Regions from separate parts of the Homo sapiens genome. Here regions 1 and 3 are each linked to region 2. Evidence: read pairs that join two places in POLR2A ChIA-PET (ENCODE). Cell type or tissue: PC-9. All regions are shown on one strand. Region 1 has its middle 3.7 kb from the start of TOP6BL. Region 2 overlaps CATSPER1 (cation channel sperm associated 1). Region 3 overlaps PACS1 (phosphofurin acidic cluster sorting protein 1).

Region 1 (2,500 bases), 720 kb after region 2:
GACCAGCCTGGCCAACATGGTGAAAGCCTGTCTCTACTAAAAATACAAAAATTAGCCAGGTACGGTGATGCATGCCTGTAATCCCAGCTGCTCGTGAGGCTGAGGCAGGAGAATAGCTTGAACCCAGGAGATGGAGGTTGCAGTGAGCCGAGATCCTGCCACTGCACTCCAGCCCAGGCAACAAGAACAAAACTCCTTCAAAAAAAAGCCAGTTACACAGGGCAGAACCACTTTGTGATGTAGATTTTATTGGCTATCTAGGCAGAGGAAAAATTGGACAATAATAGGAAAGGAATGAAATCTCCTGGGCTGGCCCAGCACCTGCTACTGGTGGATGAGAAATCAGACTTTGTGCAAAGGGTGACTTGGCCAGGAAGAACAGGAAGTTAGTCAGTATCATAGTCAGTTATTCAAGGAGAGGAAGAAAACAGGGAATGGGGGTGAAGAACGAAATACTCGAGTTATATAAACTTTGGTACTGTCCCAGGAAAAGAATCTCTCTTTTCCCCTAAGTCTTAGAAAGGGGAAGAACAGATGCTGTAGTCCAAGAATTGCACAAAAGTCAGCACCATTATGGCCTCTAGTTGCCCCCATTAGCCCAATAATATTCCTCTGCTAGAACATCCCTGTCTGACCCCTGATAAGAAAGCAGAGGGAGGTGAGTGGTGAAGCTGCCCCAGATTCTGTGCTCCAGGTGGAGAAGGCCTCAAGAAGGTGAAGGGATGAGCTAATCTGAGCCTCATGGCCCCATTTCCAAGGATGTGATTAGTGGAGAGTCACCTGGGACCTGCTCCATTTCAGGAAACCCGGTTATGGGAACTGGTATGGGACAGACTTTGCTCAGGACCCGAGAGAAGCAGTTAACCCTTTCCTACTGTCTGGATGGGAAACAGCTTAATAGTTGCTTGGTTCTTTCCCAGGGGAGGGAGTCTTCAAATGGACTTCCTTTTGCATCAGCTTGGAAAGGCGGACCTCAAGGATATTTTCTACTTAAGTTCCTAGGGTCAGCCTCTTTAGGGCATTTGAAAGCTCTAGGGGAGCCTAAGAAACAAGGTGGGGCCTTAAGAAGTGTCTAGGAGACACAGAGAGGGCACATTCAAAAGGAAAGCTCAACAGTCCCTAAAATGTCATTGTTCATCTGGCAGCACTCCCTAGGATGTTCTGGTTCCACTCAAACCCTTGAGTTTGGGTCAGAATCAGTCTTGGGCTCTTCTTATAGGGGGGCAGGGAGTGTGTCTCAGACAGAGGGTTTCTTTTTGGAATAAACAAGATATCCAAAGTAGACATGTGATATGGTTTGGCTGTGTGACCATCCAAATCTCATCTTGAAGTGTAGTTCCCATAATCCCCATGTGTCATGGGAGGGACCAGGCGGAGATAATTCAATCATGGGGGCAGTTTCCCTCATCCTGTTCTTCTGATAGTGAATTAGTTCTCAAGAGATCTGATGGTTTTATAAGGGGCTTCCCCCTTCACTGGGCACTCATTCTTCCCCTTCCTGCTGCCATGTGAAGAAGTATCTGTTTACTTCCCCTTCTGCCATGATTCTAAGTTTCCTGAGGCCTCCCTAGCCATGATGAACAATGAGTCAATTAAAACTCTTTCCTTTATAAATTACCCAGTGTCGGGTATGTCTTCATGAGAATGAACTAATACAACATGAAACAGTAATATAAATTCTGAGGTGGGTGCAGAAATGGAAGCAGAATCAATATGTCACCCAGTCTAAGGACTGGAAATAACTGGCTCCCTACAGACACTGCCAATAAATGAGACCTGGAAGGCCAGGGCTGAAAATATCGAGAGCCATACTCAAAGCCTCCTTGGTTGGCCTAGTTAACTAAGGTGACCTTAACCAAGGGCAGGTCATTTAGTTTCTTTGGGCTTCAAATTTCTTCATCTTAATAGATAACTGATAATTTCCAAAGTCCCTTCTGGCTCTAACATTCTAGTGTTCTGAGGATGAGGTCTGAGCAAAAAACCGTTTTTAAAATTTTAATTTTTTTTTTGAGACAGGGTCTTGCTCTGTCACTAAGCTGGAGTGCAGTGGCATAATCATAGCTCACCGCAACCTCCAACTCGAGGGGCTCGAGATCCTCCCACCTCAACCTCCCAAGTAGTTAGGACTGTAGGCATGCATCACTGTACCTGGCTAATTTTTAAATTTTTTTGTAGAGACAGGCTGTCACTATAATGCCCAGGTTGGTCTCAAACTCCTGGCCTGAAACAATCCTCCTGCCTTGGCCTCCCAAAGTGCTGGAATTACAAGCATGAGCCACCATGCCTGATTTATTCATACAACTTCTTCTTGGATTCTCATTTTTATCATTTCTAAAACAAAGATAACATCTTTCTTACAAGATTACAAAATTGGGAGAACTGCTTAAGATGAATAAGAAAAAGTGAAGAGCACTTAGCACAGAGTGGATTCTCACCATATATCAAGCCTATATTGCATGCTGCCTGAATACGTGGGTTTACGCTACGGAAGTCCTGATGG
Region 2 (2,500 bases):
TCCTGAGTCTCAAATTCTAAAACTCTAAAACTGAGTCTGGAATTCTGTGACTGTGGAAGGAGGTTAGGGGGATGGAGAGACTGGCCCCCACTGCGGACGGGCAGGTGGGGCCAGGGCGGGCCAGGCCCATACCTGCAGCTCTGAGCTCCGTCAGTGAGTCTTCCAGCAGCTTCTCTTGGATCCGGGCGGCCCTCTGGGAAGAAGAGGCCTCAGATCTGCCAGAGTCCCAGGCCTGCTCAACCCTGGAGGCCCCTGGCCTCACTCCTCCAGCTTCCTGATCTGGTCCACCTGTCCCACCCCACTCGGTACCTCCTGCTTCGCTTTCTCAAGGCCTTTGAACAGCGCCGTCTGGAAGCTATCCACCAGGACAGTAATCACCAGGCTGGGGAGAGGGACAGGGGTGTGCCCTCAGCGAGGAGGCCAGAGGAGAGGGGCACCCGGTACTTCTTGTGGGTTCAGCGTGGCATGACCAGGGTGAGAGGGCTGGGGTAAGGGTCCCAGGGGAGAGGAGGAAGTGTGGGTGGTGCTGGGCAGCAGAGCAGGGGTGAGTCCTCACTTGAGGAAGATGAAGTACTGGATGATGATGTAAATTACGAGGATGGGAATGATGTACCAGGCGCCTAGGGGGAGCAGGCCAGAGGGCACAGTCAGGCTGTGCTCGCCACCCCCAACCACGACCTGCTCCCTTCCCATACCCGGACATGCAGGCATCAGAAGCCCCACTTTGCCGATGGGGTCACTGAGCCCTGGCCGGTCCACCCCGCCAATCCCCGGCCCTCCCTGCAGCCTGGGGCCTGCCCTACCCTGGGCACGGCTGTCCATGTAGATGAGGGACCAGTCATCCAGCGTGAGCAAGGTGAAGAGGGTGAAGATGGTGGTGAAGATGTTCTGGAAGCGCTTGGGGTCAGATTTGCGGAACAGTGCCCGGAGGACCGCGGAGAAGAGGACTGGCTGTTCAGGGCCAAACTCAGCTCTCCAGTGCTATCCCCACCCCAGCGCCCCTCGTCCTGCCCCATCCCTGCTCCCCGCACCCCTTTCACCGCAGCCCCTCAGGCCCCCACCCCAGCCCCTGCAGCACCAGGATACAGAGGCAGGTAAACATGAGGATGAGGATGGCTGCGATGGACGGCAAGGACTGGCCCAGGGTCCCTGTCACTTCCTGGACGCTGGTCAGGAAGCTGTGGGCAGAAGGAGTGGGGACTGAGTCATCGGTGAGGGGCGGGGGTGTGTGTCTCTGCCCAGCAGCCACAGCTGGCGCTGAAGGCAGGAGGCTCCTGACTTGTTGGTGACTTGGGTGAGTCCTGGCCCCTCTCTGGAAAAATGAAGGGGCTGATTCCAGTGCATGACAGAAGGCAGAAGCAGGCTGGGGTCAGCAGCCTCCTGCGCCCCCATCCCTTGAGCAGGTCACAGTGGATTTCTTTGGGGCCCTGGTCTGTGTCCCCTCTTCCTTTGGAGTCCCCACCCCAGGTGGGAGCCGTGGCCACTGACCTGAGCCTCCGCAGGACCCGGATTGCCCTCAGGGCCCGCAGGCTCTTGAAGACCTTGAGGATCCGGAAGAGGCTTTGGTGGTAGATGGCGAAGGAGTGGGTCTGCATCAGCAAGAAGTCCAGCACGGCCATGGCCATAATGAAGAAGTCTGAGGGCACGGGGTGCCTGAGCCTGGCGGGCTCCCAACGCCAGCGCCCCCTTCCCCATCCTTCTCTCGTCCCGAGCCTCCCCCAGACTAAACACACGCAGCCTGGCCCCGGCCGCACCCACCCAAATTGTTCCAGAAGTCAAAGAAGTACGAGAGGCCCAGGGCGATGATCTTGAGCAGGGCTTCCACCACGTAGATGCAGAAGAATATGGAGTCCAAGGCCATGAAGTACCACTCTGCAGGAACACAGGGGTGCACTCAGAGCTGTCCCCAGCACCCAGTGCCCTCTCTCTCCTCAGCATTAGCCTCACACAAGCCCAGATTCCCAGGCTCTCCCCGGCTCTGCGTAAGCAGCTGCGCGACTTCACTACTGCTGTGTCTCAGTTTTCTTGTCTTTAAAATGGGGATAATTGTGTCCAGGAGCAGTGGCTCACACCTGTAATCCCAGCACATTGGGAGGTTGAGGCGGGCGCATCACTGGAGGTCAGGAGTTCGAGACCAGCCTGGCCAACATGGTGAAACCCTGTTTCTACCAAAAATACAAAAATTAGCTGGGCATGGTGGTGGGCACCTGTAGTCCCAGCTACTTGGGAGGCTGAGGCAGGAGAATCACTTGAACCCGGGAGGCGGAGGTTGCAGTGAGATCGCGCCACTGCACTCCAGCCTGGGTGACAGAGCCAGACTCCGTCTAAAATAAAATAAAATAAAATGGGGATAATTGAAGTCCACTTGATAGAGTTGTGAGCGTTAAATGCATGAACACAAGCGAAGTGCTTAGAATGGAGCCTGAGACAGCGAGCCGGGCAGCTCCTGTCCTTCACCCTGCTCCACGGCGTTGGAGGGCCCAGCCTTCCCCGACCTTAC
Region 3 (2,500 bases), 150 kb after region 2:
GTTTTCCTGTTTCCACTCTCCCCTTTCTTTGTCCATTATTCACCTAGCAGCAGGGCGATCTTGCACAAATCATTTTCTATCACCCCTTTGTTTATAATTCTTCAGTGGCTTTCCATCATAAACAAAATAAAGGTCCCTACTGCATAGTCCAGGCTCCGTTTGCCTCTGACCTCACATCTTTTTGTTTGTTTGTTTGTTTTGTTTTTGAGACAGAGTCTTACTCTGTCACCCAGGCTGCAGTGCAATGGCATGGTCTCGGCTCACTGCAACCTCTGCCTCCCGGGTTCAAGCAATTCTCATGCCTCAGCCTCCCGAGTAGCTGGGACTACAGGTGCCCGCCACTACACCCAGCTAATTTTTGTATTTTTTGTAGAGATGGGGTTTCACCATGTTGGCCAGGCTCTCTCGAACTCCTGACCTCAGGTGATCCACCTGCCTTGGCCTCCCAAGGTGCTGGGATCACAGGCGTGAGCCACCATGCACAGCCTGATGTCACATCTTACAGCTGTCGTCATTTGCCATGCACTAGACATCCTTGCCTTGTTTCCTTCAAATATCCCAGCCTCACTTTATTTAGGTTTCATCTTCTTTTTTAAAGTTTTACTCTATATGTATTTCCCTGCACAATTAATCGTTTATTTTTGCTTGGTTTTGAATTTGATATAGTACAATATTATAGGTAGTCTTCTGCAGCTTAAGCTTAGTTCATTCACTTTCATTGCTGGATCGCTTTTGATTGTGTGAATTTACAGGTTTGTCTACTCCTCTGACAGTGTACACTTGGGTTCTGATGAGAACAGTGCAAATATTGTCTAGTATATAAGGAACTTATAATGGGCCAGGCAGTGTTCTCAGTGCTTTTATATATATGGGCACTAAGAGCAACCCTATGAGTTGGTATTATTACGATGCTCATTTTTCAGATGAGGGAGCAGAGACATAGGAAGATGAGTAACTTACCCTTGTCATCTGGTAATGAGTGAAATTGCTGGATCATGGACTTCACATATGTTTAGCCTCAAAAGATGATGCCTAATAGTTTCTGAAGTGATTGTACCAGTTGATACTCCCACCAGCAGCATATGAGTTCCCATCGTGCCGCATCTTCACACACACCTAGTTTTGCCAAATTTGTGGGTGTAAAATGGTATTTTGATTTCAATTTGCATTTCCCCGATTCCTAATGATTTGAGCATATTTTTGTATATTTATTATCCATTAGTGTTTCCTCTTCCGGAAACATGGAGCGTCTGTTCATGTCTTTTGCCCACTTTTCCATTGATTTGTCAGTCTTTTTCTTACTGACTTATAGTTCTTTCCCTTTGTCAGTATTAGGAGTTTCAGTCTTCTCTGGGTTCATGGCTTTGGCTTGTCTTTTTTTTTTTTTTTTTTGTTGAGACAGGGTCTTACTCTGTGATCCAGGCTGGAGTGCAGTCATAGCTCACTGCAACCTCGAACTTGAACTCCCGGCCTCAACTGATCCTCCCACCTCTGCCTCCCAAAGTACTGGAATTACAGGCATGAGCTACCACAGCTGCCTTTGGCTTGTCCTTTGAGTCTCTTTTTGGTGTCTCTTGATGAATAGAAATTCCTAATTTTAATATAGTTGGATTTCTCATTGTTTTCAATGTCTTATTTTTAGAAATCTACTCTTACCTCAGAGTCATAAAAATATTGTCCAATATTCTAAAATTTTGCCTTTCACATATAAGTATTTAAGCTACATGAAGACTATTTTTATGTATGGTGTGAGGTGTGGATCCAACTTTCCTTTTTTGCATTTCATAGTTTATTTTTTTTCCCAGTTATTGAAATACTGCCTTTTTCTTATATTGTTTCTGCATGATTGTGGGATTATTTCTGGGCACTCTATTCTGTTTCATTGATCTTTTTGTTGTTCCTTCACTAATACCATAGTGCTTCAACTACTGTTTCTTTACAGTAAATCTAGATACCTGATAGCCTAATTTCCCCACCTTGTTTCTTTTCTTCAGGAGTGTCTTACAGTGGTGTGATCATGGCTCATTGCAACCTCAACTTCCCAGACTCAAGCAGTCTTCCCACCTCAGCATCCCAAGTAACTGGATGCCACCACCATGCCTGGCTACTTTTTAAAAATTTTTTGTAGAGATGGGGTCTCGCCATGTTGCCCAGGCTGATCTTGAACTCTGGGCTTAACTGATCTGCCCACCCTGGCCTCCCAAAGTGTTGGGATGACAGGCATGAGCCACCATGCCTGGCCTGCTCCTCCTTATAAATTTTAGAATTAGCATCTGTGGAAAATCCTGTTGGAATTTTGATCGGTGTTGTATTAATTTTTTATATCAATTTGGAGGAGAATCAACGTATCAATGCTAGAGTGTCTCTTGTGCATGAACATGGCATCTCTTTTGTCTTACAATGACATTTGTATACGTACAGTATAACTTACAACTCCATGCAGGTCTTGCACATCTTATGGAGCGAGACAGTGTAGAGACAGCGTAGAGTAGTGGTTTTA

The links. ChIA-PET counts read pairs that join two places held together with the same protein. Peaks named below come from ENCODE experiments on the same cell type or tissue, not always from the same donor. Only the 100,000 strongest peaks of a DNase experiment are listed, where the experiment ranks them.
Region 1: POLR2A ChIA-PET joins it to region 2 with 10 read pairs; 2 of 35 experiments call an interaction of 5 or more read pairs at or near these places.
Region 3: POLR2A ChIA-PET joins it to region 2 with 15 read pairs; 4 of 35 experiments call an interaction of 5 or more read pairs at or near these places.

What each region holds. Positions count from the first base shown.
Region 1 is chr11:66,739,832-66,742,331 of GRCh38, forward strand. It overlaps a transcript of SPTBN2 not described here. Among named protein-coding and RNA genes, the nearest start is that of TOP6BL, 3.7 kb to the right of the region's middle. In PC-9, no CTCF peak of the experiment used is centred here; no DNase peak of the experiment used is centred here.
Region 2 is chr11:66,020,008-66,022,507 of GRCh38, forward strand. It overlaps CATSPER1 (cation channel sperm associated 1), which reads right to left. Exons shown (of 12, transcript NM_053054.4): 3 at 1,759-1,872; 4 at 1,489-1,636; 5 at 1,087-1,178; 6 at 804-947; 7 at 557-620; 8 at 310-382; 9 at 133-193. Among named protein-coding and RNA genes, the nearest start is that of CATSPER1, 5.2 kb to the right of the region's middle. In PC-9, no CTCF peak of the experiment used is centred here; a DNase peak (open chromatin) is centred at 1,214; H3K4me3 peaks cover 195 bases.
Region 3 is chr11:66,165,960-66,168,459 of GRCh38, forward strand. All of the region lies in intron 1 of PACS1 (phosphofurin acidic cluster sorting protein 1), which reads left to right. Among named protein-coding and RNA genes, the nearest start is that of KLC2, 90 kb to the right of the region's middle. In PC-9, no CTCF peak of the experiment used is centred here; no DNase peak of the experiment used is centred here.